2 separate regions of the Homo sapiens genome follow, and region 2 is linked to region 1. Evidence: chromatin loops called from intact Hi-C (ENCODE). Cell type or tissue: ascending aorta. All regions are shown on one strand. Each heading gives the region's core, and the rest is flanking DNA. Links, peaks and the distances in the headings are about the cores only.

What was found. Hi-C counts contacts between places; a loop is a spot of excess contacts. Peaks named below come from ENCODE experiments on the same cell type or tissue, not always from the same donor. Only the 100,000 strongest peaks of a DNase experiment are listed, where the experiment ranks them.
Region 2: it touches region 1 in a loop (2.4-fold over the local background); 2 of 110 quality-filtered maps call a loop at or near these places.

The regions. Positions count from the first base shown.
Region 1 is chr11:21,769,008-21,780,600 of GRCh38, reverse strand. The region is part of intron 1 of LOC102723370 (a long non-coding RNA gene); the gene reads right to left. Among named protein-coding and RNA genes, the nearest start is that of ANO5, 420 kb to the left of the region's middle. In ascending aorta, for the core only: no CTCF peak of the experiment used is centred there; a DNase peak (open chromatin) is centred at 6,150; H3K27ac peaks cover 1,070 bases.
Region 2 is chr11:21,822,386-21,833,978 of GRCh38, reverse strand. The region is part of intron 2 of LOC102723370 (a long non-coding RNA gene); the gene reads right to left. Among named protein-coding and RNA genes, the nearest start is that of ANO5, 360 kb to the left of the region's middle. In ascending aorta, for the core only: no CTCF peak of the experiment used is centred there; no DNase peak of the experiment used is centred there; H3K27ac peaks cover 2,881 bases.

The sequences.
Region 1 (11,593 bases), core at 2,394-10,393:
AGTTCAAGATTTTATTCCTGAATTACGACTAATAGAATGGCTTGCTTACTTTTTCTAAAGTCTTTCCATGGTCAGAAAAACAAGTTATTATTAAAGCCCAGAAGCTAAATTATAATTTTATAAAGAAGCTTTTAGTCTGTTAATGTTTGATTTGTTGTTTGACTGCTTTCCAAATAATTAAAATGTTCTTCTTTCAACCCCTAATGTGAACTATAGAACCTCTGAGAATTTTACCATAACTAACATGGATCATTATTAGTTATAAGATTGTATTTACTGGCGCCACGTAACAATAATTGGCAAGCAAGCAAATTAAATAGAGTCAAACTAAGTCTAAAAGCTATACTGGAAGAATACAGCTTGTACTTGTGACATCTGACTTGATAAGAAAAAATAGATAGATAACAAATGATGTATTGTAAAGCCATACCTCTTCCCTCAACATGACAGTTTTTGAAAATGTCTTTGGAAGCAAAAATTAGGATGGAAAATGCAAAGTCCAATACAGATAGCAGTTAAATCAGTTAGTTTAACGACTCTGCGTCTCCTAACCACCACCTCTGTTCCTTATTTTAATCACTCAACAATGAACTCAAAGTTAGAATGAGAGGTCTATTGCAAAATAAGCTTGATATTGAGGGGGTAAAACCCTACAATAAAATAATAAATAATTAGGAACATACTGAGTTGATTTCATTTTTTGCCCTTGTGTAAATCTAGCATTTAAATGAGATGATTACATTTGATTGTATCTTTTTTTGCTTACTTATGAAAGGAGAGCATAATAACTAACGTATTTCTCCATATATGTTTAGTAACGAAGATATCCATTTCAATTTCATCTTTGCAAAGAAACATGCTTTGCCAAGTGCTCACACCTGCAAATATGTTTTCTAACTCTTCATTTTCTTCTCTAATTACTCCTTGATTGTAGGGTAAATTCTCCAAGCTGTAGTGAAAAGCAAATCATTGTCTTTTTATCACCTCCCTGGGGAATTCATTACACTTGTTTACTGATGTGTATGGCTGACTGAATAAAGTGATTCCTAATTAGCATATATGAAATAATCATTGGTCTATCTGGAGTCATAATTAGTGCATTAGGAAGAATTTACTCAGTGTCAAGAAGATAGGTATTAGAATAAATTAGCTTATCTTACCTGCGTTGAAGCACAGAGAATACCTTAGATACAATGTTTATTAAAACAGGGCAATAACAATATGGCAATTTCCTAAAATCATTAGTGCACATCATTGAAAATATAAATTTTTGCACCTAAACTCCCCTCTACATAATATGCCACAGAAATAAAAAGCTAACTTGACATCTTAGTAAATGTAACTGAAGGTTTGAAGACAGGAAAAATTCAATTGTTTTTCCAGTATTCTTTAATAATTACTATATTTAGTATTTTCCTGGGCTTGGGAAAAACCCACCTACTAAAGGAATTTTTTCATTGAATGCAATCTTTAGTTTGCTTTAGGCATATGTTTCATTTCTGGATAGGATTGGTAAAGATTTGAAGCTAAAAACACAGAAGAGTTGAGGGTTTCAAGGGAAAAGCCAGCTGGCTGTCTTTGTCTTAGAGAATTTGACATGGTCTACAGGCTGGCCTTCAGCCTCACCAGCTCAAAGACTGGTTAGCATATTAAGCATATAACTGGTTAGCATATTAAGAAGTGCTCTTTTGAATTCTCACAAATCAAACTTAGGATGAGTGATGTAAAAAGCAGAGCCTATCTTATTGATTTACAATGAGAAGTATAACTGTCAAAAGGATGAGTACATTTGCATCAATATGACCAGTTCACTCTCCCACTAAGCAAATCTTCTTGGGAAGCCAAATTACGACCTAAATTTGCTTGCTGAACATGGAAATATGTCAGGTCACTCAGTGGTTGTGAGTGTGTTGAGTATCACCAGACATAGTCTCTGATGTCTCAATGAGAAAATCTACACAGCATAAATCACTTGGCCACAGGGACTGGGATATTGAGGATTTGTATGAGGACTCTCCTTCGCACTGGGAGGATAGAAACTGACTGGACTAGAATCTCTAGCTCCTCCTTTCTGCACTTCCTGACTGATGAGCTGCTTCCTAATGGGCACATTTCTCTATAGAGAAGTTAATCCCTTGGGTGAAGAGCTTAGTTTTCTTTCCATCTCTTATGATGTTTTTGCTTATCTTGGATCTTTGGCATTATACATTCATTCTACATTTTAATTATGAGTCATAATTTTTCACACGTTCTTGTAGAGGAATCTTACTATTGACCTGTGTCAAATGTCTTCATACAAAAATCTAAAAGGAAACATTCTCATGAGAGTCTCAGTTGTATAATTTGTTTGAACTGAAAAGTCTAAGATACCTTTACCAAGAATCCATAGTCATAGCACACACAGTCCTGTTCTATGGAGAGGATATGACATTGGCCTTCCATACACCCCCACTCTGCCCTTTCTACACTCTTTCTCACGGACATTCAGTTGCTCTCTATCATCCCCTTCCTCCATCCACCTTTACCCTCATTTCAGCCCTCACACACATACATACCACATCACTCCCCAGTGGGCATGCAGCTTGCCCCACTTTCTGTGATCCCTCATCTCCATGTGTATATTTATTTTCAAAAATGTTTAATATATATAAAGAGGCAAACTAGAGAGGATCATTGGAAAAAATTTTAACGCTCTTCCATGAACTTTAATGTAGCTTTGGGAAAACTCTCTACCTTTCTCTGTGCCTCATACCAACAGTTGGGGATTTTATATGATCTGCATATTTCATGAGTTTTTATTCCTTAAGTACAGGAGAATTTGTTCTTATAGAGCATTAGACTTGGGTTAGAATACTGTTCATTAAATTAATCTGATAACTGCCTCAATAATCCAGTTAGGTGCATACCATTAAAAAACATGTATGTACATGTGTGTTAGTAGTAGTACAATGTTATGCATTGGTGTATGTGTGTACATATGTAGACAGATGCAGATGGATGGATAGATAGATAGCTAAAAAAATGTATGTAGACCAACGATTTTAAAATAAATAAGAAAACTCCAAATAGGGGGAGTTCTAAGGTTAATAAACTTTGGAAATCTGGGTTCAAAACAATAAACAAGGTTCTTTAACTGCAGGAAATCTCAGAGCTTGTAAGAAGCTAGTATGTTTGTGAGAGAGTTACAGAGTTTTCACATTTTATTTGATTACAAAAACTTTTGTTATAAAAAATCAGTTCTTAGAACTTTATGTTTTGCAGAGCACACATCTGCAAATTTAGTTGTAAGAGGCTTATTTTCTAGAGTCCATTATTAATTATCACTTTTGATCCAGATACAGAGAGTTACTCTGTATATACTATCGATAGAGACAAATTGTCCTCATGCTCAGATTATCAGTTGGCTATTAGTTAATAAAAAAATGATGTGAACAAGAAATGTCATTCAAAGTAAACAAATAACTAGGTAAACAAATTACAGTACAATCATTAGATGGAATACCACTCAGCATTAAAAAGTAATGGAATACTGAAACCCAAAAGGGCATAGCCGAATCTTCAAAATATTATTCTAAGAGAAAGAAGCCAGATATAAAATGCTATAATTTAATTATATAAAATTCAAGGACTGACAAAATTAGTATATGGTTATATAAATCAGAAGAGTGGTTGCCTCTGGAAGTGAAATGATTGACTAGAAAGAGTCATCATGACACTTTTTGGGATGATAAATATGTTCTGTATCTTGACTTGGGTGATGACAGTTCAGGAAATTTTATTTGTTAAAGATCATCAAACAATTAAGATTGTTTAAACAATCTTCAACAATTATGATTTGAGCATTTATTTTATTGTACATAAATAATACTTCAGTATGGAAATATTTTTTAAAGAAATGTTATGTAAAGTTTGAGATTATAGTGCTCTGTTTACAATAGCTTTTGTTAACTGGAGTAGAATGATACTCATGAGAAAAATAAAGTGATGAAGAGCTCTACAACTGCATTGCATTCTACAAATATAAGAGGCTGTCATTACTATGTTTCTCATCAGTATCATAGTCAGGGAGGAATTTATCTTAACCCTGATTCCCAGGAAAGCAGAGCCTGTTGCAATATTTAGATGCCAATGCTGATTTGGGACATGCAATCCTGGGACATTAAAAGTGAAGGAAAGGGGAAATAAGGCAGAGAAGGATGAGAAGCAATGTATTGTTACACTGGTTATTGTATCATTATTTGAGTGAGGGCAATACACTTAGTTGACAGAGTCAGTACACTGGCTTAGGTTCCTAGTGTGTTTCCAGAAAGTGTGAATAGACAGAACTGTTATTGAAGGGAGAAGAAAAAAAAGACTAATTACTTTCTCCTATCCTCTGATGCACAGTGATCAACATTTCCCCCCAGAGGAAGCTATGTCCTTTGCACTTCTGGTTTACATCACTTCACCCATTTGGTAACCACCTTGGGTGCAAGGTCCTATACCTTGTGATATGGCCCTTCAACTGAATCCAAAGTCTGTTAGAGCACATAGCTGATCAGCTTCAGGAAGCAGAACCATGTGAGCATGGACAGAATTAGCCCTGGTGGCAGGTGAGATGGAGCAAACATGATGATTCAAGACACAGACTAGATGCTGAGAGAACTGAAAAGCTTTATCTGATACTGCCAATAGAGGGTCAGGTTAGTATAATAACAACTACTATGTGGATTTCTGTTAAAGTTGTTGTGAGAATTAAGTAAGTTAATACATAGGAAATTCTTGTAAGCTCATAATAAGTGCCTAATATATCTTAAATATAAATCTTATATTTTATTATATTCTTATCACTGCACAACATATTTTTCTAAATATAGCCTCATTTAGTTCTTATAACATTTTTTTCAAGTAGTGTTTTTCTCATCTGACTTTACATCTTCTGAATATGAAGCTTACACAAATTAAATGTTGTAGCAACTTAATAGTGAGTGTTTTAATGTGTACAGGCCATGGAACTGAGGACTAAGCTTTACATGACTTGACCAGCATCATGCAGCTATTGAGGAACTATGGCACGACTAGAATACAGAATATGTATCTCTTAGTCAAGAATTTCCCATGTCACACCATGCTACCTTTTCCCAATTATGTGTAAAACTACAAATATTTTAACGATACAAATATTTTACTAATATATTTAAGTATACTGGTTTCCTTTTTAGGCTTCTAAGAAACACAAAAAATAAAGTGTTACAACAGGCCATAAAAATTTATTTCTTAAGTCCGGAATTTGCTGAGGTTTCTATGGGCATAAACATAGTAAACATTTCTGGGAACAAAATGGAAACCGTCTTATTGGCTCATACATGTTTTACTGATTCATAAGTGTTTTTTCATCTTTACTTTGATCAAGTGGTTCAGGCCTGGTCCCTTTCCTCCTGCTCAAGTTCATCTGTTCATGCATTAATGAATCTGTCTATGCCCTGAAGAGCAGGTAGTTTAGAGGGGGAGATAGATAAGTACACAGTTATAAAACAATGTGATAAATGCTAAAATGAATGTAATTGTGGGTGCTTTGGATGGTCAAAGAAGTCTGTTATAAGACATTAGTAATGAACACCCCATTTTATAGTGATAAGAATTTTATTAATTTTAAAGCATCCCTTTAAAATATAAATCTAGTTCTGGATAATTTGAACCATATTTTTTTTTCATTGAACCATTATGTAGTGGTGACAGAGCATTAACTAAAGAAAGTTCCTCCCAGGTAGGAAAAGCAAGTAGAAGCTCCTCATTGCTAAAGTAGAAGGATGTTTTACAGGGGATGAATCCATGGAGAGAATATTACATGAGTCCCTAAAAGGAACCCACAATTTCCAACACTTTAGGTATTGATGAAAGTGGAAATTGGAGTGATAAAACTCCTTGAAAGAAACGGGAAAATCTAATAATATCTAGTATGCTGCTCCTGACCACATGCAGCAAGGCTTAGGAGCAGCAGAGGAGCAAGGGCAGAGGAAAGGGTCTAGAAATAAGTACTCAGGGCTACTCCCTCTTTGGCCATGGTCAACATGCCATGTGCAGTAGCCCCAGGAGTCCTGTGTGCCCTGCCAGCAGGGTATAGAGCTGCTAAGAGGGCTGCCAGTGGAACTTATCAGAGGAATTGGAGCAGCATGAGTTGGCCACAGAGCAGGGTCCATGCCAGGAGTTTTGGCAGTGGTTGTCAACTCCAAAAATAGGGAATTAGTCATTCCTGGGCAAACACCAACAGGAGTTCTCCAGGGACGAGATTACACCTCTCCATATTAGAGTAAACCACAGCATTCCCTCGTAGGCCTCCCTTTGTGACTGTGAACATATACTGGAGAGGTAACCTTTATATAGTCACCACCTTGGAAAAGAGGCAAGTGAGGAAAAAAAACGAACAAACTAACCACTAATCTTACACTGAACAGGGAAAAATTAAAAGCCTTTCCTCTAAGAACTGAAACAAGAAAAGAATGTCCACTTTCTCCACACTTATTCTTCAAAGTACTGGAAGTCCTAGTTAGAGCAATTAGGCAAGATAAAGAAATAAAGGCATCCAAATAGAAAAAGAGAACATCATGTTTTTCCTTTTTGTAGATGACATAATCTTACATAAAGAAAAACCTAAAGACTCCATCAAAAACCTCTTAGAACTGATAAATTTCATTAAGATTGCAGTATACAAAATCAATATACAAAACTCAATAGCATTTCTATACAGTAATAATAAACTAGCTGAAAAAGAAATCAAAGAAACAATCCCATTTATAATTGCTACTAAAAAACATCTAGAAATAAATTTACAAAGGAAGTTAAAGATCTCTACAATGAAAACTACAAAACACTGATAAAAAAAAATTACAGAGGCCACAAAATATGAACAGACATTTGAGGCTCCTAGATTGAAAAAAATTAATATTGTTAAAATGACCATGCTACCCAATCTAGAGAATCAAAGTACCAATTACATTATTCACAGAAATGGAAAAAGAATCCTAAACTTCACGATAAACCACAAAAGACCCTGAGTAGCTAAAGCAATACTGGACAAAAAGAACAAAGCTTGAGGCATCACACTTGCTGACTTCAAAAATAATACAAAGCTATAATAACCAAAACAGCATGGTATTAGTATAAAAAGAGATGCATGAATCAATGCAATGGCATATGGAACCCATAAATAGGCCAGGCGCAGTGGCTCACAGCTGTAATCCCAGCATTTTGGGAGGCCAGGGTGGGCGGATCACCTAAGATCAGGCATTTGAAACCAGCCTAGCCAACATGGTGAAACACTGTCTCTACTAAAAATCCAAAAATTAGCCAGGCGCGGGGGTGGGCACCTGTAATCCCAGCTACTTGGGAGGCTGAGGCAGGAGAATCGCTTGAACCCAAGAGGCGGAGGTTGCAGTGAGCCAAGATTGTGCCATTGCACTTCAGCCTGGGTGACAGAGCAAGACTCCATCTCAAAAACAAACAAACAACCCATAAATAAATCCATGTATTTACAGCCAACTGATTTTCAACAAAGATGACAAGAACACACATTGGGGAAAGAACACTCTCTTCAACAAATGGTGCTGGGCAAACAGGACATTCATATGTAGAAGAATAAAATTAGACCTCCATCTCTCATTGTATATGAAATAAACTAAAAATGGTTTAAAGCCTTTAATGTTTGACCTGAAACGATAAAACTACTAGGAGGAAACATAGGGAAAATGTTTCAGGACATTTGTCTAGGCAAAGATTTGATGAGTAAGATTTAAAAAGCACAAGTGAAAATTACAAAAATAGACAAATAGAAATATATCAAACTACAAAGCTTCTGCCCAGAAAATGAAACATCAACAGAGGGAAGACAACTTGTAGAATGGGAGAAAATATTTCCAAACTATTCGTCTGACAAAGGACTAATATTCAGAATATATAAGAAACTCAAATAACTCAACATTAATTATAGATAATCTGATCAAAAAGTGGACAAAGCCAAAAGAAGTCATATAGGTGACCAAGAAGTATATGAGAAACAATGTTGAACATCACAAATCATCAGAGAAATGCAAATCAAAATCACCATGATATATCATCTCATCCTCATTATGATGGCTATTATAAGAGATAAAAAATAACAAGTCCTTGCTAGGATGCAGACAAAACGAGATTCTTATACATTGTAGGTGAGAATGTAAATTAGTACAGCCTCTATGGAAAGCAGTATGGAGATTTCTCTAAAAACATCAAATAGAACTACATGATCCAGCCATTTCGCTACTGGATATTTATACAAAGGAAATCAGTATATTGAAGAGACGCCTGCACTCCAGTGTTTATTGCAGCACTAGTCACAATAGCCTAGATATACAATCAACCTAAATGTCCACAGCCAGGTGAATGGATATAGAAAATGTGGTATATGTACACAATAGAATACTATTGAGCCATTAAAATATGAAGCCCTGTCATTCACAGCAACATGGATGAGCCTGGAGGACATGATGTTAAGTGAAATAAGTCAGGTATGGAAAGACAAATACCATCCACTTTCACTCATATGTGGAAGCTAAAAAAAAAATGAGTTCATAGAAGTAGAGAATAGAATTCTGGTTATTAGAGGCTGTGAGGTAGCGGGGAAGAAAAGATAGGGAGAGATTGGTTGATGGGCATGGAATTACAGTTAAATAGAAATAATAAGTTCTAGTGACATAGTACTGTAGAGTAAATATGGTTCATAATAATTTATTATATATTTTCAATAGCTAGAAAACAGGATTTTGAATGTTTATGACAAAAAGAAATGATAAATATTTCAGTTGATGGATACTCTAATTACCCTGATTTTATCATTATCCATTGTGTGCATGTATAGAAATATTACTGTTTCTCCTACAAACATGTGCAACTATTATGTGTCAATAAAAAAGAAAAAATATATACTTTTTTTAGGAGTTACACTTTCAAGCTCTGAGATAATATTTTTCCATGTACTGTATCTTTTAGAATTTACAATAAGCCTAAGAGGTAGATAGAAACATTATCCCCAATGTATAGATGGGAAGGCTAAGTTACCATTAAAATGTTAATTGCCCATGTTCCTTTAGGGGCCATGTCTCCTATTTGAACCCAGACAAATCAATTCTAATATCCATGATTTTGGCCACATTGTCATGCCTGGCTCCCATGCTTCATTATTCTGCATTGAGGCAATTTTAAGAATGAGGAAAAAAAGAGATGACTAATGTAGGTATTCAGTGCCCAGTTTTTTCCATGAATGTGTTGCTCACAATAAACGTCTGTGGAACTTGCCTATGCAGCAAAAACTTAATTGAGTGGCTGCTGGGCAACCCAAGCCAGCTGCTGGGAAATTGTGCCCTTGTTTACAGAATCAAGTCCCTTTTTTATTCCTGTCAACAGTTTTGGGGATTTCTATATTCTAAGCTGATTCTGCATTTAATGTATAATTGCAATACAAGATTGAAAATTCTGTTTACAGTGTAATTCTAAAGTAGTTTACACTCTTGCATTATTGAAATGGCTTGCTTGAAACAGCTCACTACACCTAGAAAAGCCTTCTTAGCTAAGTAGGAGGACTTACAAGTCCATTCTTTACAAAATGCTACAGCCAGATGAAGTATATCCTGTTGCTGGCTGATTTTTTTTAAACTAAGAATTTATTTTAAACTTTTCCAGTTTAAGGCAATTATTCCTTCCTGTTCATTGGCATAATATCTTGGGGGTGCATTTATAAGTTTATTAATGAAAATCATTCATTGATTGAAGACAACGGTAGAAGGTAAAAGTATGTCATAAACTAGGAAGTTTTCCAAATGCAAGTTTTTATTATTATTCTTCAAAAACAATACCAATAGTTGGTGCTATTAAAATAATATTTACAATCTTTGCTGGGATAAATTTCCCAACTTTAAGATACACCTTGTGGACATTAATAATATGAATATTCTGTAGTCTTTGCTAGTTTCCTTTCTCCTTAAGATTAATTTCTATGAAAGAACATCGTTTTAGCCTTTGAATTTCAACTAACATTTCAAGGTAACCTAGGGTTTATAGGACACCATGCTAAGCACTCAAAAAAAAATGAAAAGTTATAAAACATGGTCCCTTCCCTTTAGATCACTAATGTATGCCAGGGAAGATTACCTGATGTATTTGAAAGAAGTAGAAAAAGTTCACTTCCAGCTCTAGTACTAGTGATATGACTTTCTATGTTATTTAACCTGAGACTCAGTTTATTAACCAATAAAGTGAGGTTCATAATATTTGTTTTGAAAATTTTTATGAGGCTTACATGAGATAATTTATGTAAAAGTCAGCACAATATCAAACAGAGTAGTGTTTATACATGCTAGGAATGTTTATGATGGTGAATAAACACACACACACACAAAAAAAAGAAAAGTAAATACCATACATTTTCAATGGCTATGACAAAACAAAAGCTAATTTCATGTTTGAGTATTTAAATATATTTATGCTTAAAAATATTAACCGTAAGCTTTAATATGTTTAACTTGCCAAAAAAAAACCCCAATAATATTCCTGAATAAAAAATCTGGCTGGGGTGTAAATCAATACCCCCAACTTTAATTTACTCAGTTAACCAGAAATTAACCTAATTGCATACCTGAGAGCTTGAGGAATGAAAATGGAAAAGAATAGGGTAGGTATTTTGCTATTCGCCAAGATGGAAAATCACAGGAAGTGGTAACCAATGGCCCTAGAAAAGAGGTTTGGTTTCAGAGAGCCTCCGACTTAGACTCTGATTCTTTTTAACTGTGTGATGGCAAATAATGAAACTTATTTCTTCCTCAGCTTTTTCATCTTAAAAAGGATATATTGTGTGTAAAATGGTTATCACATAACCTGCAAGAGAGTAATTGCTCAAGAAAAATGAAGTTATTATTCTTTTAGCTGTTTTTTAAAGTATGAATTGAATTAAGATTTGGTTTGCATTTCTGACCATGAAGCATCAGTACAAAGAAATTGTTGGGTCTAATATGTTGAGGAGCTCAGGTCACTGATAGATTGTTATAGAAAACTAGATTTGTTGCTAAAAAGGATGCTCTCATGAAATTACCCACAGAAGTAGTCAGGGAAGATTCCACACTGGAAAGAAGCTGCAGTTAATTTTCACACTGTGTTTCATGTCGCCATAAAAGTCACATGAATTACCCGTGGTCACTGTAAAATGCTAATAATAAGACCCAAGAATGTCCAGCAGTGAATGGAGCACAGATTTTCCATTGAGTAACACTACCCAGCTTCAGGAAGAGCTGAAGAAAAAGCCCGTATTTGCTCTCAAATTCCCCAGGGTAGGCCAGTATGTGGAAGTTAGAAGTTTCTTAATTGAGAAACTGTAAAATTGTAATTTTACAGTGTTATGTGTTCATATTGCATTGTGCCTTTTTCAGATAAATTTTGATTGACCTAGAAGGTTCTATCCAGAAATGTTTATTGCATATATATACACGTGCACACTCACATACACAGAAACACACATACACATATATATATTTAAATACAAATATATATATTTTAATATTTCAGATATTAAATTACAAACTCAACAATT
Region 2 (11,593 bases), core at 2,254-10,253, 54 kb before region 1:
GAGAAAAAAATAATTCTTACAAAATAATGAAATCTGGAACCCCTTTGTATAATTGGGTTTGGAAGATCATAAGAGGCTCATTTGTAGGGGTCGCTTTACATATGAATGACACTAAATTAGTTTGACTTGCATTTAAAAAGTCATATCTGGTCATTTTAAGTAGGAGATAGCCCAAACCACAGCATTCAGATTATTTATGTAGAAAACTTTTATATATGTTGTTGCCACACACAACGAATAATCCAGTACTATTAAAGGAAAAGGATCAAAGTGGATCCTATCACCCACCAGTTGGAGGTGATATAAATGTCATGGTTATTTGTTGTCATATCTGCATCTACATATTGCTAGGCTAAACTTGTATGGTTTAGATAGGAGTAGAAACAAAAAACATTTTATGAATTTGATAAAGTAACCCATGTATGCCATAACCAACTAAGAATTATTGATTTCCTCCTCAAATATGCTTTAGATATTGATATATCCAATAAATAAGACTATCATTTATTTTAGATAGTGGAACTAAAGAAGCATTCCATTTGCCTTTAGAGTTTCCAATAAACCCATGTCTAGTTTTGAGGAGTTGTCTGATAACATGGTTGAGGGTATCATTGTCATGTTCTGATTTTATATCTGTGTCATTATATATAAAAGTCTAGTCTTCATTATTTATGTAAAATCAAAGTGTTTCATTACAGAAGGAGTGTGTAATATAGCCTAGATTAGGTCCAGTTCCATTAAGGTTTTCTATGCCTGAAGATAAATTACCAGTAATAAAATCAATAGCTATAGGGTATCCCTTGTTTCTATTGCTTTTTGCCAGTGCCAAGTCATTTGAGCATAAATATGCCTGCCAAAGTAAGGATACCAAACTTTTTATAAATCCAGCTTCCTAAATTGATCACCCAAGTGTGTACTGGTGCATGTTCTAGTATTCATGGTGGTTGTGCCCATTCATCTAGATGACTACATAGCCAGCAATTGCTTTCACTAATGAAAGTAGCTATATTTTCAACAGTAGACTATAGAAGATATGCAGTATAAATAGTAAAATTTCCTAAAAAATAAGAGTTTGAACATTTTTTGTTAATGTAAAATAGAAACAAGTTTTAGTCAATGGAGTGGAGTCAAATGGACTCTTGTTCCCCATATTGGTAAAGCTGTCTACTTCATGATGTCATTTGCTTCTAGGGAAGGCTCTCCTTTGCATAGCCTTAATTTTAAGTCATCTGTATTTAACAAGTACAAAAGTCTAAGGGAATTCTCTTTATTTGAGAGACATTGACCCAAGGCTCAAGACCCTGAGATTTTGCTGCAGTGTGTGTGGTAAAAAGAACCAAATATAGTATCTTCCAGTGATGCTCAAAGGCAGTTTTTCTGTGGTGTTATATCCAAAAAGACCCAATCTCCAGATTCTAGATAATGAAAGGCCTGATCACCATTGCTAAATGGGTCACAGAAACCATCTTTCATTTGGTGAAAATATACTTTGGAATAATGCATCAAGGTCTTGCAGTATTGAGTCAGATTTAACAAGTGCAGGAAAAACATGGTGTTCCATTATAAATGGCATAGGTATTTCATTAATTATTTTATAAGGAGTCAGTTTGTTGTACCCATAGGAATTGATCTAATTGCCACTAAGGTCAGTGGTAAAACTTTTGGCTTAGGTAATTCAGTCAACTCTGTTAGCTTAGCTAATTTTAGTTTTAAGATTTTACTTTTAAGATACCATTTGCTCTTTCAATCTTTCCAGAAAACTGAGGATGATGAAGGCAATGTTAGTGTCATTGGGTTTGTAAAATCTCATTTAATTTTTTGATAATCTGTCCAGTAAAATGGTATGCCCTATTGCCAGAAATTTATTTAGGGATGCCCCACAAAGGAAACAAATATTTTAATAGTTTTGCTACTGTTGTGACATCATTCTTTCTGCAAGGAAAAGCCTCAATCCCTCTTTAAAAAAAGGCTCTTAATCACAAGAATATATTGATATCCAATTGAAGTTGGCAATTGAATGAAATCCATCTGCAGATGTTCAAATTGTCCAGCATATGGTAGAAATATGCCACTGGAAACCTTCAGGGTTTTTTTTAGTATTATGAGTTTAACCAGTCAGACATTGGTTATAAACCATTTTGACTGCTTTAGAACAATCACCCCATAAGTTCTTTTTCATAATTTGAACCGTTTTGTCTACTTCGTGATGGGTTGTGGAGTAAAGAACCTTTAACAGTAGCAATTTTAGGAACTCAGGAAGCATGAAATGACTGTCTAGGCCTTCAGTAGGTCCCATTTAACATTTAAATTTGCATCACTTTATATGCTATTTTTGTTGTTCCAATTCAGGTGCACAGCATTTTTTATTGAACAAATTATCATAAGTGATCTGATTGGGATACGTTTTATGAAGTTCATGAAAATTAAATATTTTAATAATTTTAGTGCTCTCTGACCTGATATGAAAGCCTACTAATGCATTTCTTTCATATTCAGGTTGTCTTACAAGTATAAGCATCAATGTCAATAATAGCAACCTATGAATGTAGCAGAATAGCTGAAAGAAGTTTATCCTATTGAACCCCATTTTTGGTGGGGTTCCACTGGAAGTGAGAAATTCTCTGTTTCTGTACTATTCCAAAATCACAGACAACTCCAAAGGCATATGTAATATCTGCATACATATTAATCGATTTATCTACAACAAGCCTAGTAAGAGCATATAATTCTGCAAGTTGTGCTAAATAAAATTGTGAGAGTGTTTCCTTTTCTATTAGTTCATGTTAATTAGTTACAGCATATCCTTCTTCATATTTCCCTTCTATAATTTTTGCATAAGATCCATCAACATAAAGTATTAATTCAGGATTACCTAGTAGTTTCCTGTAAGTCAATGTGAAGAGTCAATAGTTATAATGTCACACTTATAGTCTTCTCCATCTTCAATCAAAGGCAGCACAGTGGTAGGGTTAAACAGAATATAATATTTGAGATGGAGATTAGAAGATAAAAAGAGATGGATTTCATATATTGTTAGTCTACTTGAGGAAAAATGTTAGGTGTAATTGCAATTTAATAAGTTTTTGACTGCATGTGGAACTTGTAGGTAAAGCTCATTCTCTAATACTAAGTGAGATTAGGTTTCTAACAATCTAGTTGCTGTGGCCACTGCTTTTAGACAAATTGGATATGCTCTGGCCACTGCATCTATCTGTAGGACATAATAACCAATAGGTTAATGTCATTGTTCCTGAGTTAAGGACTTCCAAGGCTTGATGATCACATTTGTGAACAAACAAGGAAAAATTATTTATTACTTGGGAGCCCTAATGTTACAGGTTGTTGCAAAGCTCAAAACCTTTTAATTGTCTTTGAGTTGTCAGACTAAGAAACCCTTCAATTATCTTCACTTTTTCAGGTAAAAGGGAAATTCATTCTGTTGTCAAACTATGTCTTCAGTAGTGGACCTTTTATGAAGAGAACTGAAGTTTTTCCATAAAGGCCATATGACCCTTGTAAGCTAACTGCTGTAAAAGATAAATTGAATCTTGATAAAAGAAGATAACAGTAGATCATGAACAAATTGAATTAGAGTGGAATTTCTAGAAAATTTTACAATTGACAAGTCTTAGTGTAATGCCTGAAAGAAATAAGATGGGGTTTCAGTGAACCCCTGTGGCATTACAGTTCAGGTACATTGCTGATTTTTCCAGGTAAAGGCTAACAAGTGTTGGCTCTCCTAACAACTGGAATACTAAAGAAGACGGAGCAGAGTTGTATCACCGTGAACGACTTAGAATGTGTAGGCACATTAGATAACAAAGTGTTAGGATCTGCAACCACAGAAAATATGCATACCCTAATTTTATTTATTGTATATATGCCTTGAACAGATCTCTAACCCCATCCATTCGATTTTGTTTTGTTTTGTTTTGTTTTGTTTTGTTTTGTTTTGTTTTGAGACGGAGTCTTGCTCTGTCACCCAGGCTGGAGCGCAGTGGCGCGATCTCGGCTCACTGCAAGCTCCACCTCTCGGGTTCACACCATTCTCCTGCCTCACTCTCCCGAGTAGCTGGGACTACAGGCGCCCACCACCACGTCCAGCTAATTTTTTGTATTTTTAGTAGAGACGGGGTTTCACCGTGTTAGCCAGGATGGTCTTGATCTCCTGACCTCATGATCCACCCTCCTCGGCCTCCCAAAGTGCTGGGATTACAGGTGTGAGCCACCGCGCCGGGCCCCATTCGATTTTTTAACTAGTAAAATTGAAGTCTTACAGGGAATAACAGAAGGAATTGTAAGTCCTTGTTTTACTAATCTTCCACAATAGGTGAAAGTCCTTAAATTGCCTCTGACTTTAGCAGGTATTGGGGCAATTTAGGCAATAGCTTAGAATAGTCTATTTGAACTTTCATATGTTTAGCACATTTAATTTTTTCTATGTCAGCTGAAGAAGAAGCCCACATATATTTGGGTACTTCAGAGAGATCTGGTTTTCCCGTAAGTTTTGGGTTCAACATTATAAACTCCTGTTTGTAGGGAACAGAACAATTGAGGTTCAGGAGGGCCAGGAAACTCTAGGAATAATTATCCTTCTGAAGAGAATGTTATGCGTCCTCTCAATTAGGAAAGCATAGCTCATCCCAGTAAATTTACTGGAATGATATTACATAGTAGGAAGGCATGCCTTTCTGAGAATGGCCTAAGAGTCATTTGGACTAATTTAGACACAGGAATTCTCTGACCTTAATTTGAAAACACTACCACATAAATATTTTCTTTACTCCAAGAGATTTGTTGATTTAGTAGGCTGGGGTTTAAAGTGGATAAGGTGGCTTTGGCATCCACCAACACTATACATAGTTCCCTGTTGATTGAGATCTTAGTTTCCCTATGTTTATTTAAGGATATTATGAGAATAACTTAGTGGAAAATCTCTTGTAGCCCCATCCGTGTTGATTATTGTTTCAAGAGTCAAGCTCTCGGGAATTTCATCTAATGCAGAAACAATCTTTTCACTGTTTTATTTCAGCATTTGATTCTTTTCTTGTTCTAAAGTGCTCTCAAAATATTCAGCTATGGGGACTGCTTCAGTCATATCAGTGACTTCCCATTCAATCTTATGGGTTGTTGTTTTTTTTTTTTATTTTGTTTTTATCAGGTCATGCAGCTCTGGTCAAAGCCAATTAATGAATAGGGCCATTAAGAACCATTTCAGTTCCACCAGGAAATACATGCTGCTATATTTTAAGACCAGAGTGTTTAACAACTAAGACTTCCAATTTAGCCCTGAAATCAGAAAGAAATGTATCTCTTTTTTCTATTTATATGATTTAATAATGTACCAGTCAATCTTTTCTGGGAAGACAATGGGAATATCTTCTATAAGTTTTTCAGGCAACTTAAGAGCCATTTCTAGAAGTGTCTCTTGAAAGGTCATCAGCACTTTCCTGAGGCTTATCCCATCTCCCTGTAGTTACCTATTTATTTTCTTCCCCAGGTTATAATATCATGTGCATAAACTGATTCAAATCAGGGATCACCAGGTTATAGGCCCCTATGAAGATTCTAAATTCCTCAGTAATTCTTTAATGGATTTTCTCTAATATTTGAAATATCTTTTGTTATAGCTCTGAGTTTAGTTTTTGACCAAAGAGTAAAAGTAGTTACAAGAGCCAGATCTGGCTGTTCTGAAGATCTAGCCTTATAAGACATTAAGCTAACTGTCTTTTTCTCGTTATTCTCGGGGCAAAAGGATAGTTGAGCAAAAGAGTTAGTAAGTTCAGGGCAAGAAGATAGTTGAATAAATGGGTTAAAGGTTCAAAATAACCTTTAGAGAAGGTAGAGGAGGATAAAGGGAGAAAAATGCTCATAGATACATCAGTTACCATATAATTTTATTTATTTTCACCCTCAATTTGTTGTTTAAGTTTTAGATGCCTTATTTCCCTTTAGTAAAGGGTCTTTTTAGAGAGTCAATTTTGTAATCAGTAAGTCTTTTAGAAGACTCTATATCCATTACAAAATGCATCCCATTGATACTGGGGTGTTCAAGGTTGCTTCCTTGCCAATAGATTCAATAAATGAATACTTTTATCTCAAATAAAACTTCTCCACTGCAACTCTAAATCATCTCCGGCAAGGTAGGTACAACCATGTCTCTAGAAAGGTGCAGGCTTTGAGTCCATAATTTTTGAACATAAAATTAGCTAGCATTCCAAATAGAGAAGTCCCTGACTCCTTAATGCTTATAAACCCATCACACTCAGTCCTTCTAAGCTTTTACCTACCCAATGCCTCCAACTGGAACCAGTTTAGTTCCTGTTGAATACTCAGTCCAATCTCCACACCAAATTGGAACAAATTTACTCAAACTCAGAAAGCTCAGGATGTAAAATGTGGAGCACAGAATAAGAAAGACACTTATTCAGGAACTCCGGTTGCAGGAAGAAAGCAGTGGGCACAATGAGCTCCGTGTGGACCTTTCACCTGGCTCCATGATACTCCCAGGAGTCACTGGTGATTGCCTTCATATCTCACTTCTGCCACCAAACTGTAAAAGAAAACTCTTAGGCATAATACAATTTTAAAGAGTTTAAGTAAGCAATTCTTGAATCAGGAAATGCCAAGCTGAAAGAGGTTTAGTGTTCCAATGACAAGGTGACATAGACAAGTATTTACAGGGTCAATGGTTGGTTGTAGTTACAAATTGCCCTTTTTTGGTTTACCTTATTGAAAAGTCTCTAGTCACATAACCACATGTTAGCTGGCTGCTCATCATTAGCAGGACTTTGTTTCTGTCTAACATAAGCATTTATCAGAAATGTCCCATGGAAAGTTCCACTTACGCTTGCAGTTTAAGCAAGGTTCAGGCTATTTTTAAGGTCTATTTGGTTTTGTTTGCCAGGAATTTTTCAGGCTTGGTCTTCATTTTAATTTTATTTTAACAGTTCCTAGTTTTATTCTATTGTGATACTAGTGTATGCTGTTATAATATTTCTACTTTATAGAACTTACTAGTTTTCTTAAATTCCCCACATATGATTATATTTTGTGACAGTTCCAATATTCTTAAGATGAATGTGTGTTTGCTATTATCAGGATGTATACTTCAATATGTAGCCATAAGGTTGTCCTTACTGATTAGGTTGATCAGGTCCTCTGTATTCTTACTTGCTTTTTTGGCCACTGATATGTCTTGTACAGAAAGTGGAATTTAAAATTGTTCTTATATTAGTGTATTTTTATCTATGTATTCATGTATTTCCTGTAATTTTTTCTTTATGAAGATAATTACTATCATTTTGTGTATATAACTTATATAATTATTCTAAATTATTGGCTTTAGCATTAGTAAAAGCGTCCTTTGTTGAATTTGATACTTCTTAATGCAAATTACACTTTGAAATCAGCAAAATAATGTCTACTTTATTGTTTCTATTTGCCTAGTATATATATTTTCCACGGTTTTGTTAGCCTTTTTGTATTATTCTTTAGACATGTCTCTGGTATACAGATTATAGTTGGGTATTTCTTTGCTAGACAATTTTGAAAATAATTTTCTTTTTAATAGGTGACTTCAGCCTATTCAAATTTATTGATATAACTGATATATAGAATAATTTTAAAATTTTCAAGTTAAAAAATACCTTAGTGACCATATAGCTAAAAGGCCTACTAGAAGTTTTAGTATGTTACATTAAAATAAGTGCAGAAATTGAATCAGACTCTCTCTGGACTCCCAAAATTCTAAATAAGGATGATAGAACCCCTTATGTTTTGGTAAGTGTGTGTGTGTGTGTGTGTGTGTGTGTGTGTGTATGCATGTGTGTGTGTATCTGTGTGTGTTTCTATGTATGTGTGTCTGTGTGTGTGTATGATATTTTCATATGCATCTTTTGAGCTACTCTACACACACACACACACACACACCCCTCAATAATATGAGCTACTTGGCTTTATGTACAACCTCCACCTCATTATTCCTCATTCTGCTGCCACGTGCATACAAACATCACTAGAATGCCAGGCACATGGTAGGTGGTCAGTAAATATTTGCTGTATTAATTAATAAATACATAAATAACCCAGAGAAAGAGCCCTCTTAAAAGTTAATTATATTTATTAAATTATGTGCATTCATCCCTCCAATTGCCTGTGGAGTAAAGTTATAGATATATACAATGTATTTATCTTTCTGGTTTGGGTGGAATATAGTCTCATTGTTTTAATGCATCCTGTTTTCATGTAATATTTTCTTTCTGTAATGGTTTCTAAGGTCAGACACCTAGTAACTGTCCGGCTATGAACAGTCCAGCTTATTAAACTGCACTTTCTGTGTTTTTAACTTTATCCCAAAATCATATCTCATTTGAAAAACTATTTAAACTGTTGCCTGAGAGCTTCAATAAAAACATTTCTACCACACTTGGCATATGATTCAGATTCCAGGCCCAACCCTACTATATTGACTAGCATAATTGCTCTTTTTAGGGAACCAAGGGAATTTGAAATAATGTTGATTTATTGGTGCCTTAGAAAAGCACTGGTATCACAGGCTTATTAGTGCAACTCCCTGGCATGCTTTCTCCCAGTTTCTGGTGTTCTGATTTAGTTTCCAGAAAGAATACAGACGCTTTAACTTTGAATCTGGATCATTAATTTCACTAAGTCATTTGGACAGCAGGGCACTTAAAGCTTCCTCAGCAATTTGAATGAAAGAAAACTTTGAAAATGCCTCAGTCGAATGCTTCTTATTCTAAACTGAAAGCTTTCATTAGAAATAGACTACACTGTTCATGGAAGATTTATGAGTATATGACTGAATCATTAATGACAGATATGATGATGATATGTGCAGCTTTCCAAAAGGTACAAGTGAAAAGCATCGTTTTTATTTTCAATGTGCCATGCATATATCATCAATTTAATTAAAATTAAAAAACATGCTTGTGAAGGAATTGCTATAGTATTCAAGTTGGGTGTTCCTATGAATACTTAGAGGAATTAAAAGTTATAAAAAATAAAGCAGTGACTGAAAACTATTTGGGTTATCATTTTTAAAAATAATTAAAATAAAATAATTTTTCTATTAAAAATAAATATTATTTCATTGTTTAAAATATTTAGAAAATACTGATTGACAGAAAAAGAAGAAAATGTCTCAGCTGCTTAAGATTTTGGTATTAAAAACTTGTAGAACTTTTTAATAAATATATATGTAGGGGCCTTCACAGTTTGTTTTAAATTAGAGTACCCACATCCATATTCATATCAGGGTGGACATTTTTCATGTTTTGATTGCCCAGTATCAGCACATTTTTTTCTATATTTGAGGGATTCCTTACCTTGTAAGTACTAACTAAAGGCTGATCTTGCCTGCGATTATTTGGCTGGAGACACTCTCCTCACTTTCCCAGATTTTTGACCAACATGTTTAGAAAGGTGTTCCTAAGCTTAGCTAATCATCATAGTTCATCCTAGAGCTACTGACATAAGAGGAAGTTTTTTCTTGCAACAACAATAAAGGCAGCAGGTCCTTCACTTTTCTACTGATTAAAATGGTGGCAATTCAAGCTGCAGTGTTTTAAAACGAGGATGTGTGAGTCCCTAAACCTTGTTTTCCTTTCTCAAGATTGTTTTGGCTGTTCTTAATCCCTTCCATTTTCATATAAATTTTAGTATTAGTTTGTCAAATTCTTCAAAAAAAATTCAGCTGAAATTTTGATAATGTTTGTTTTGAATCTGTAGATTAACTTGGGGAGTGTTGCTATCTTAATAATAACTACGTCTTCTGATCCAGAAACAAGGTTTGTTCCACTTCTCTAGTTTTTCCTTAATTTCTTTCAACAATGTTTTATAGTTCACAGCATATAATTTTTTCACTGGCTTTGTTAAATATATTTTTAAGTGTTATATTATTTTTAATGCTATTGTACACAGAATCATTGCAGATTGTTCACTGCTAATATATATACAGATAATTGATTTTTGTATATCAATATTTTGTTCTGCAACCTTGTTAAACTCATTTATTCTATTTTTTACTAGTTTCCTTTGAAATTTCTAAATATAAGATAATGTCATCTGAAAATAGTTTAATTTATTTCTTGTTAAGACATAAACTACCTTTTATTTCCTTTTCTTGCTTAATTATTTTGCCTAGAACTTCCATTACAATGTTAGAAAGAAATAGCAAGAGTCAATATCTTTGTATTTTTTATGATCACTCAGTCATTCCCCATTAACTATGATCTTAGTCCTAGATTTTTGTAGATGCCTTTTATGAGGTTGAGGAAGTTTCTTTCAATTCCTAGATCACTAAGTATTTTTTATTAAAAATGTGTTGGATTTTGTCAAATGTTTTTCTGTATTTATTGAGATACTCATGCAGTTTTTGTATTTTGATACAGTGTATTACATTGATTTTCAGATGTTAAAACAAACTTGTGTTCCTGGGGTAAATCCCACTTTATCATGGTACATCATTCTATTTACATGTTCCCTGGATTTAGTCTGCTATTTTTCTTATGATATCTTTATCTGGTTTAGGATAATACTGGCCTTATACAACAAGCCTGTACTTTTTTTATTTTCTGGGAAATGTTTAAAGTACCAATTGAGTCTCTTGATTTATTAGTTATAGGCCTATTTACATTTTCCATTTCTTCTTAAATAAGTTGTCGTTGTTTTGTCTTCTTAGGAACTTGTCCATTTCTTCTATCTAGTTTGTGGGTATACAATGGTTTGTCATATATATTCCCTTATGATCCCTTTTACTTCTCGAAAGTCATTAGTGCCCTCTTTCCTTTCTGACTTAGTCTTCTACCTTTATTGTCTTGGTTAGGTTAGCTTACATTTCATCAATTTCATTGATACAGTCAAAGAACTAATGTTTAGTTTTGTTGATTTTCTCTTTTGTTTTACTATTCCATGTTTCACTAATTTCTCCTTAATCCTTATTATTTCTTTCCACGTGCTTGCTCTAGCATTAATGTGCTTTTTTTTTTTTTTTTTGGTGTTCAGTGTCAACATTAAAGGTTAAGTTTTCTATGTGTTATCTTTCTACTCATTAAATATATCCAACATAGTTATACATTTCCCTGTAAGCATGGCTACTTTCACTGCATCCCATTGCCTTTTGATTGAAGTGTTTAATTCATTTGCATTTAGGATAATTTCTCATAAGTTAGAACATGATCTTCTCTTTTGGTTTTATTTTCTATTTTGTTCATGTCTTCTTTGTTCTTCTATTCCTTCTTCATGGTTTTCTTTTAGGATAAGTGAATATTTTCTTGTACAATATTTTTATTCCTTTTATAAATTTTTATTTATTAAAAATTTTTAGTGTTTCCTTTGGGGGTTACCATATATATCTTATCTTACCCTAATCCTCTACAAATTTTTACTAATTTAATTCCAATGAAATACAAAACATTGTTACTATATAGGTCTATTTCTTCTTCCTCCTTTATGTAACATTATTGATATACATGCTACATCAGTATGTGTTACACATCCAACACTCTGTTGTAAAAATTATTATTTTATATAATTTTAATTTTTTATAAAGCTGAGAGAAGAAATAACATCA